2 separate regions of the Homo sapiens genome follow, and region 2 is linked to region 1. A link is an interaction called in ENCODE POLR2A ChIA-PET data of the cell type or tissue named here. Cell type or tissue: GM12878. All regions are shown on one strand.

Region 1 (4,000 bases):
AAAAAAATAAGACCCAATGATCTGTTGCCTACAAGAAACATACTTCACACACAGACTGAAAATAAAGGGATGGAAAATAATATTCCATGCCTCTTAAACCAAAAAAAGAGCAGGAGTCACTATACTTATATCACACAAAATAGACTTCAGGACAAAAACTATAAGAAGAGACAAATAAGGTCACTATATAATGATAAATGAGTTAATGCAGTAAGAGGATATAACAATTGTAAATATACATGCACCCAACATTGGAGCACTCAGATATATAAACCAAATACTATTAGACCTAAAGAGAGAGATAGACTCCAATACAATAACAGCTGGAGACTTCCACATCCCACTTTTAGCACTGGACAGATCTTCCAGACAGAAAAATCAACAAAGAAACATTGAACTTAATCTGTACAGTAGACCAAATGGACTTAATAGATATTTACAGAACATTTCATCCAGTAGCTGCAGAATATGCATTCTTTTCCTCAGCACATGGATCATTCTCAATGATATACCATATGTTAGATCACAAAACAAATCTTAAAACATTAAAAAAATTTGAAAAATATATCAAGTATCTTTTTGACCACAATGGAATAAAACTAGAAATCAATAACAAGAGGAATTTTGGAAACTATACAAACACATGGAAATTAACAATATTCTCGTGAATAACCAGTGGGTCAATGATGAAATTAAAGAGGAAATCAGAAAATTTCTTGAAACAAATGATAATGGAAACATAACATACCAAAATCTATGGGATACAGTGAAAGCAGTACCAAGAGGGAAATTTATAGTTACAAGCACCTACATCAAAAAAGAAGAAAAATTTCAAATAAACAATTTAATGATACATCTTAAAGAACTGGAAAAGCAAAAGCAAACCAAACCCAAAATTAGTAGAAGAAAGGAAATATTAACAATCAGAACAGAAATAAATGAAATTGAAACAAACAAAAAACAATACAAAAGATCAACAAAACAAAGTTTTTTTGAAAGATAAACAAAATTGACAAACCTTTAGACAGACAATTGAAGAATAAAAGAGAGAAGACAAAGAAATAAAATCAGAGATGAGAAAGGAAATACTACAACTGATACTGCAGAAATTCAAAGGATAATTAATGGCTAGTATGAGCAAATATATGCTAATAAGTTAGAAAATCTAGAAGAAATGGATAAATTTCTAGATACATACAACCTACCAAGATTGAATCATGAGGATCCAAAACCTGGCCAGGCACGGTGGCTCATGCCTGTAATCCCAGCATTTTGGGAGGCCAAGGTGGGCGGATCATGAGGTCAGGAGATTGAGACCATCCTGGCTAACACGGTGAAACCCCATCTCTACTAAAAATGCAAAAAATTTGCTGGGTGTGGTGGCGGGCACCTGTAGTCCCAGCTACTCAGGAGGCTGAGGAAGGAGAATGGCGTGAACCTGGGAGGGGGAGCTTGCAGTGAGCTGAGATCATGCCACTGTACTCCAGCCTGGGTGACAGAGCGAGACTCTGTCTCAAAACAAAAACAAAAACAAAAAACAAAAAACAAAACCTGAATGGACAAGTAATGAGTAATGAAATAGAAGCTGTAGTAAAAAGTCTCCCAGCACAGAAAATCCTGGGACCAGATGGCTTCACTGCTAAATTCTACAAAACATTTAAAGAAGAACTAATACCAATCCTACTCAAACTCTTCCAAAAAATAGAGGAGGGAGGAATACTTCCAAACTTATTCTATGTGGCCAGAATTACCCTGATAGCAAAACCAGACAAAGACACATCAAAACAAACAAACAAACAACAACAACAAAAAACAAAAACTACAGGCCAATATCCCTGATGAATTTTAATGCAAAAATCCTCAACAAAATACTAGCAACCAAAATTGAACAACACATTAAAAAGATCATTCCTTATGACTAAGTAGGATTTATCCCAGTGATGCAAAGATGGTTGAACATATGCAAATAAATCAATGTGGTACATCATGTCACAGAATGAAGGACAAAAATCATAAGATCATTTCAATTGATGCTGAAAAAGCATTTGATAAAATTCAACAGCCCTTCATGATAAAAACCCTCAAAAAACCTGGGTATAGAAGGACATACCTCAACATAATAAAACCCATATACAACAGACCCATAGCTAGTACCATACTGAATGGGGAAAAACTGAAAGCTTTTCCTCTAGGATCTGAAGCACTACAAGGATGGCCACTTTCATCACTGTTATTCAACATAGTACTGGAAATCCTATCTAGAACAATCAGACAGGAGAAAGAAATAAAGGGCATCGAAATTGGAAAGAAAGAATTCAGATTATCTTTGTTTTCAGATTATATAATCTTTATATTTGAAAAAATCCAATGACTCCACCAAAAAATTATTAGAACTGATAAACAAATTCAATAAGGCTGCAGGATACAAAAACAACATACCAAAGTCAGTACCATTTCTATTTGCCAACAGCGAACAACCTGAAAAAGAATTCAAGAAATTAATCCCATTTACAATTGCCACGAATAAAATAAAATACCTGGGAATTAACTTAACCAAAGAGGTGAAAGATCTCTACAATTAAAATGATAAAACAGTGGTGAAAGAAACTGAAGAGGACACAAGGAAATGGAAAGATATTTCATATTCATGGATTAGAAGAATCAATATTGTTAAAATGTCCTTACTACCCAAAGGAATCTACAGATTCAATGCAATCCCTATCAAAACACCAATGACATTCTTCACAGAAATAGAATAAACAATCCTAAAATTTATATGGAACCACAAAAGACCCAGAATAGCCAAAGCGATCCTGAGCGAAAAGAACAAAACTGGAAGAATCACATTACCTGCCTTCAAATTATATTACATAGCTATAGGAACCAAAACAGCATAGTACTGGCATAAAAACAGACACATGCACTAGTAGAGCAGAATAGAGAACTCCCGAATGAATCCATATATCTAGGGTGAACTCATTTTTGGCAAAGGTACCAATAACATACATTGGGGAAAGGACATTCTCTTCAATAAATGGTGCTGGGAAAAGTGGATATCCACATGCAGGAGAATGATACTAGACTCCTATCTTTCACCACATAGAAAAATCAAATCCAAATTGATTAAAGACTTAAATGTAAGACCTCAAACTATGAAACCACAAAAAGAAAACACTGAGGAAACCCTCCAGGACATTGGAGAGGTAAAGGATTTCTTGAGTAATAATAACCCACAAGCACAGGCAACTAAAGCAAAAATGGACAAATGGGATCACACCAAGTTAAAAAAAACTTCTACACAGCAAAGGAAACAATCAACAAGTGAAGAGAAACCCACAGAATCACAGAATCATAGAATCCCATAGAATCATAGACAACCCATAGAATCATAGAATCACAGAATGAAGGACAAAAATCATAAGATCATTTCAATTGATGCTGAAAAACCATTTGATAAAATTCAACAGCCTTCATGATAAAAAAAACCCTCAAAAAACCTCCCATAGAATGGGAGAAAATATTGGCAAACTACCCATCTGACAAGGGACTAATAACAGAATATATAAGGAGCTCAAATAACTCTATAGGAAAAAACCTAATAATTCTATTAAAAATGGGCAAAATATCTGAATAGACATTTCCCAAATGAAGACATATAAATAGCACACAGGTATATGAAAAGGTGCTCAAAGTCATTGATCATTAGAGAAATGCCAATCAAAACTACAATGAGTTATCATGTCACCCCAGTTAAAATGGCTTTTATCCCAAAGACAGGGAATAACAAATGCTGGTGAGGATGTGGAGAAAAGGGAACTCTTGTACACTGCTGGTGGGAATGTTAATTAGTACAACCACTATGGAGAACAAGTTGGAGGTTCCTCAAAAAACTAAAAATAGAGCTACCGTACAATCCAGCAATCCCACTGCTGGGTATATACCCAAAACAAAGGAAATCAGTATATCAAAGAGATATTTGCACTCTCATGTTTACTGCAGC
Region 2 (4,000 bases), 71 kb before region 1:
CCCACTCCTTCCATTATGGTCCTTAAATTCAAGTTCATCTTCTTATCTTCCTCTGGTTCTCATTTCCAGGGACCAATTAATTATATTTAAAAATCAAAAAAATAATTCAGACTTCAGTGATAGGACCGACAAACTGTCTTTCAGAGAAGTATGTTACTTGATCTACAAGAAGGTCTTCTGATCTGGAGATTCTAGGCGCAATTAGAGCCAGAACAGACTGTTCATTGTTTTATTATTATGCCAAAAACTAAGTGACAGATTTAAAAGTCAATTTCACTTTCTAATAGTAAGAAGACACGCTTAGAGCAACTCCTTTAATGCAATGTCCTGGTGGGGTTTTAGATAACTTATTTCTCAGCTTTGGGTCTCAGTTTTCTGATCTATAAAATGACCTTTATTGACCCCTTACGTCTGGTCACATGAATTCTATGAATTTTAAAAATTGTCTTGGCCCATGTGGATTTAGGTAAAAGGAAAATTTTAAATGCTTGAGTGCAGTGGTTCTCAAGTATTCCTGTGTATAAGCCCTGGTACTTGGAATCATCCTCAGATATTTTAACACAAGCTCTCCAGGTAACTATAATCCACTGTCCAGAACCATATTTTGAAGAAACCCTGCATTATTATTTCTTATTCCTGAGTCTTCTGAGCAATATTAATAGCAAATACGAGCCACCTACAAAAATTCATGTGCTGCTGATTTTATTTTCAGTTTCTATTCCAATTGGGTCTCTCTGTTCCTTTAAAAGGCAGGCATGTGCTGAGTCAGCCTCTGGGGAATTTTTTTTTTTTTTTTTTAATTTATAGCCTAGACTATTGAGTCTCTACAATTGAGGAAGAAAGAGGTTGTTCTCACCTGCTACTCTTCCAACCCCTATTTGAAAGGAAGAAGGAAAAGCTACTTAAGGGGTGGCACAGCTACTCTAACTTAGATAATAAGGAGGGGGTTAGTCAAGCTCTTTAAAATAGAAGTTTTCTTCGTTGTCTGGACGCTAATGGGTGGAGTCATGCTTAGACAGAGACAGGTAACTGAGTCCTGCCAGTGGGGCTCAGATGCCTTTGGGAGCTAGAGGCTACATACCAAGAGTCCTGGTGAGCTTCCTGTGATACACACAAGCACATTCAATCAGGTCAGCAAACTTTTTCTGTGAAGGGCCAGGTACTAAATACACCTTGTAGCCCATTCAAGTTCCACTGCAAGTATTCAATTCTGCCACAGTAGCACAAAAACTACCACAGATTACATGTAAATGAATGAGCATGGCCACATTCTAGTGAACTTTATTTATGGACACTGGAATTTGTATTTCAAATGATTTTCCTGTGTCATGAAGTAATACTCTCCTTTCAATTTTTTTCCTCCAACTACATTCTGAGAAATGTGTCATTAGGCGATTTTGTCATGCAAACATCATAGTGTGCTTACACAAACCTAGATGGTATAGCCTACTACCGCCTAGGCTATATGGTATAGCCTGTTGCTCCTAGGCTACAAACCTGTACAGCATGTTACAGTACTGTAGGAAACTGTAACACAGTGTTAAGTATTTGTGTATCTGAACGTATCTGCAACACAGAAAAGAGGCAGTAAAAATACCACCTTCTATCTTATGGGACCATCATTATATAAGTGGTCTATTGTTGACAGAAATCTTGTTATGTGGCACATGCCTAAATTTAAAAATACAAAACCATTCTTAGTTCGTGGACCACACAAAAGCAGGTGTAGTTTGCAGAACACTGCGCTAGTACTAACTAGAAAGTATCCGCAATGTCTCCTGTAGAAAGGTGTCTTACTCAAGCTCAGGGTCTAAATGAAGAATATCCTCCCTGACTTACCTACAACTCCCGTCTAACACACCTCAGCTTTCTGCTAACTTGTTCTCGTCTCTCTTCTCTCCCTGCACACAGCTCATGAATGGCCAATCAACTTGACTTGAAAGTGGTTAAAATCTACCTCACTCTGCAAAACTAAGTGAGTCACATGAGAACTCTGAAGAGAGGCCAATGACTGGCCCACTGCTAATTCTGCTTCTTAAGCAGCAAGCTGGTTAAATTTGTTATTTATTCCCCTTGAAGTGGGAACAACATCATACTTGTTCACAAAATGCTAACCACCTCTGATGAAATTCCTTAGTAAATAAGCAGACTTCAGGAACCCTTATAAAATAAGGTTTCTAGTTAATCCTTAGTTAACAAAAAGATCCTTTTTCTTGAATACTCAAATAGGTTTTACTGATTTCTGGAACAACTGGGTCCAAGCACAAGCTGAACTGCTAAAAAATAAACTATCCAGGGGGCTTTGCTGCAAAGGCAAGCAAGCTTCCCTTAATAGGGAAAGAATTACATTAAAGTGCAGCAGAGCCTGCATTTAGTCTGTTAAGGACACATCATAAGTGAAGAGATGGGCGCCCCCAGTCTGATGGGTAATTCCACCACAGCCCAGAATTCTCAGGAGGCAACTAAGTCACCCCAGGTCCCCCTTTACCTTGTTTTGTATCACAACTAAGAACTCAGGCTGTGGCATGAGGTAGGCCTAGATTAGCCTCCCTGCTCTGTGGCTTAGTTATAACTATATAGCCTTGAGCTAGTTACTTTACTTAAACCGTGAGATTCAATTTCTTCAAAAGTAAACTGGCCCAGTGAACATTACTGGAAATAGTAATGTTAACTACCTCAGGATTGATAAATGAAAGCTTAGAATTCTTAAGACGCTGCCTAGGGCATTAAAAATGTTCAAATATCAGCTATTTATTTCATTCCTATTCATTTTCTCCTTGCATCCCACGAAAACTGATCACAACTTGAAGCTAAACCTGGAGGAATCTGGATCTATTCCCAGTCCTTAAGCAATTTACTCAAGTTGGTATCTAAGACCTTATATGACAGTGGTCCTCATAGTGGTCAAAGCTACAATCGGATTTTGTTCCATCAGACTAATATATGTCTAGCTAACTGTGAGCCAGATTACTTATAAGATGCAGCCTACACTGGTCATGAGCGTGCAAGTGAGAAGATAACCCCAGATGGCATACAGCAGCTGAGTTCTGATCTGCTTTTACTATAAGCAACACCTTGCATGAATTAGCCTCTTGGGTGCTATTTGGTAGTCTACAATCTTTGATTCTCTACCACTTATAGTAGGATATTGACTTATTACTGATAACAATTTAACAAATAGAAATAAATTACCTTCTTGTTATAGGCAACATGCTAGAAACTTACAATTTCAAATGAAGTTGTGGGATAAAACTAACCATTTTAAAGGCTACTAATCCATAAAGGTGTACATAAATATAAGTTCATCTGTTTTGTCAACTACGCAACAGACATAACCTACCTCATAGGGTTGCTGAGATAAAATGAGAACTTACTTCATCCAAAGGACCTGAAATTTTCACCTGTTTAGCTCTAAGGGGTCAAATAAAACGTACAACTGCCTGAACTTCCAACTGCTTTGGTAAACACAACTTTACTTACCAGTTGTAAGTCCTCTTAGGACTTACAATGTCAGTCAGGATAAAACAATGTAGACATACTGAAGGAAGGCTGTTATTCAAACTCATAACATCAAATTCACACGTGTCTTTGGATTTTTAAATTCCAAGAGCCCCAATCACTCATATTCCAAGCAGAATCTAAACCACAATCTCTTGGGTCTTACCTAAATTTTATCTAGAGCTGTCCAATATGGTAGCCACTATTGGCTAGTTTATATTTAAATTAAAATAAAATAAAATAAAATAATTAAGTTCTTTGGTCCCACTTACCACATATTTCAAGGGGGCTCAAAACCTCATATAGGCCAGGTGCAGTGGCTCATGCTTGTAATCCCAGCACTTTGGGAGGCTGAGGCAGGTGAATCACTAGAGGCCAGGAGTTTGACACAAACCTGGTCAACATGGCAAAACCCCGTCTCTACTAAATACAAAAAAACTGGCTGAGCGTGGTGGCCCACGCCTGTAATCCTAGCTATCGGGAGGCTGAGGGTCGAATCACC

The links. ChIA-PET counts read pairs that join two places held together with the same protein. Peaks named below come from ENCODE experiments on the same cell type or tissue, not always from the same donor. Only the 100,000 strongest peaks of a DNase experiment are listed, where the experiment ranks them.
Region 2: POLR2A ChIA-PET joins it to region 1 with 9 read pairs; 6 of 35 experiments call an interaction of 5 or more read pairs at or near these places.

The regions. Positions count from the first base shown.
Region 1 is chr20:40,973,408-40,977,407 of GRCh38, reverse strand. No RefSeq gene overlaps it. Among named protein-coding and RNA genes, the nearest start is that of TOP1, 53 kb to the left of the region's middle. In GM12878, no CTCF peak of the experiment used is centred here; no DNase peak of the experiment used is centred here.
Region 2 is chr20:41,044,891-41,048,890 of GRCh38, reverse strand. The region is part of intron 2 of TOP1 (DNA topoisomerase I); the gene reads right to left. Among named protein-coding and RNA genes, the nearest start is that of TOP1, 18 kb to the right of the region's middle. In GM12878, no CTCF peak of the experiment used is centred here; no DNase peak of the experiment used is centred here; H3K4me3 peaks cover 1,654 bases; H3K27ac peaks cover 2,615 bases.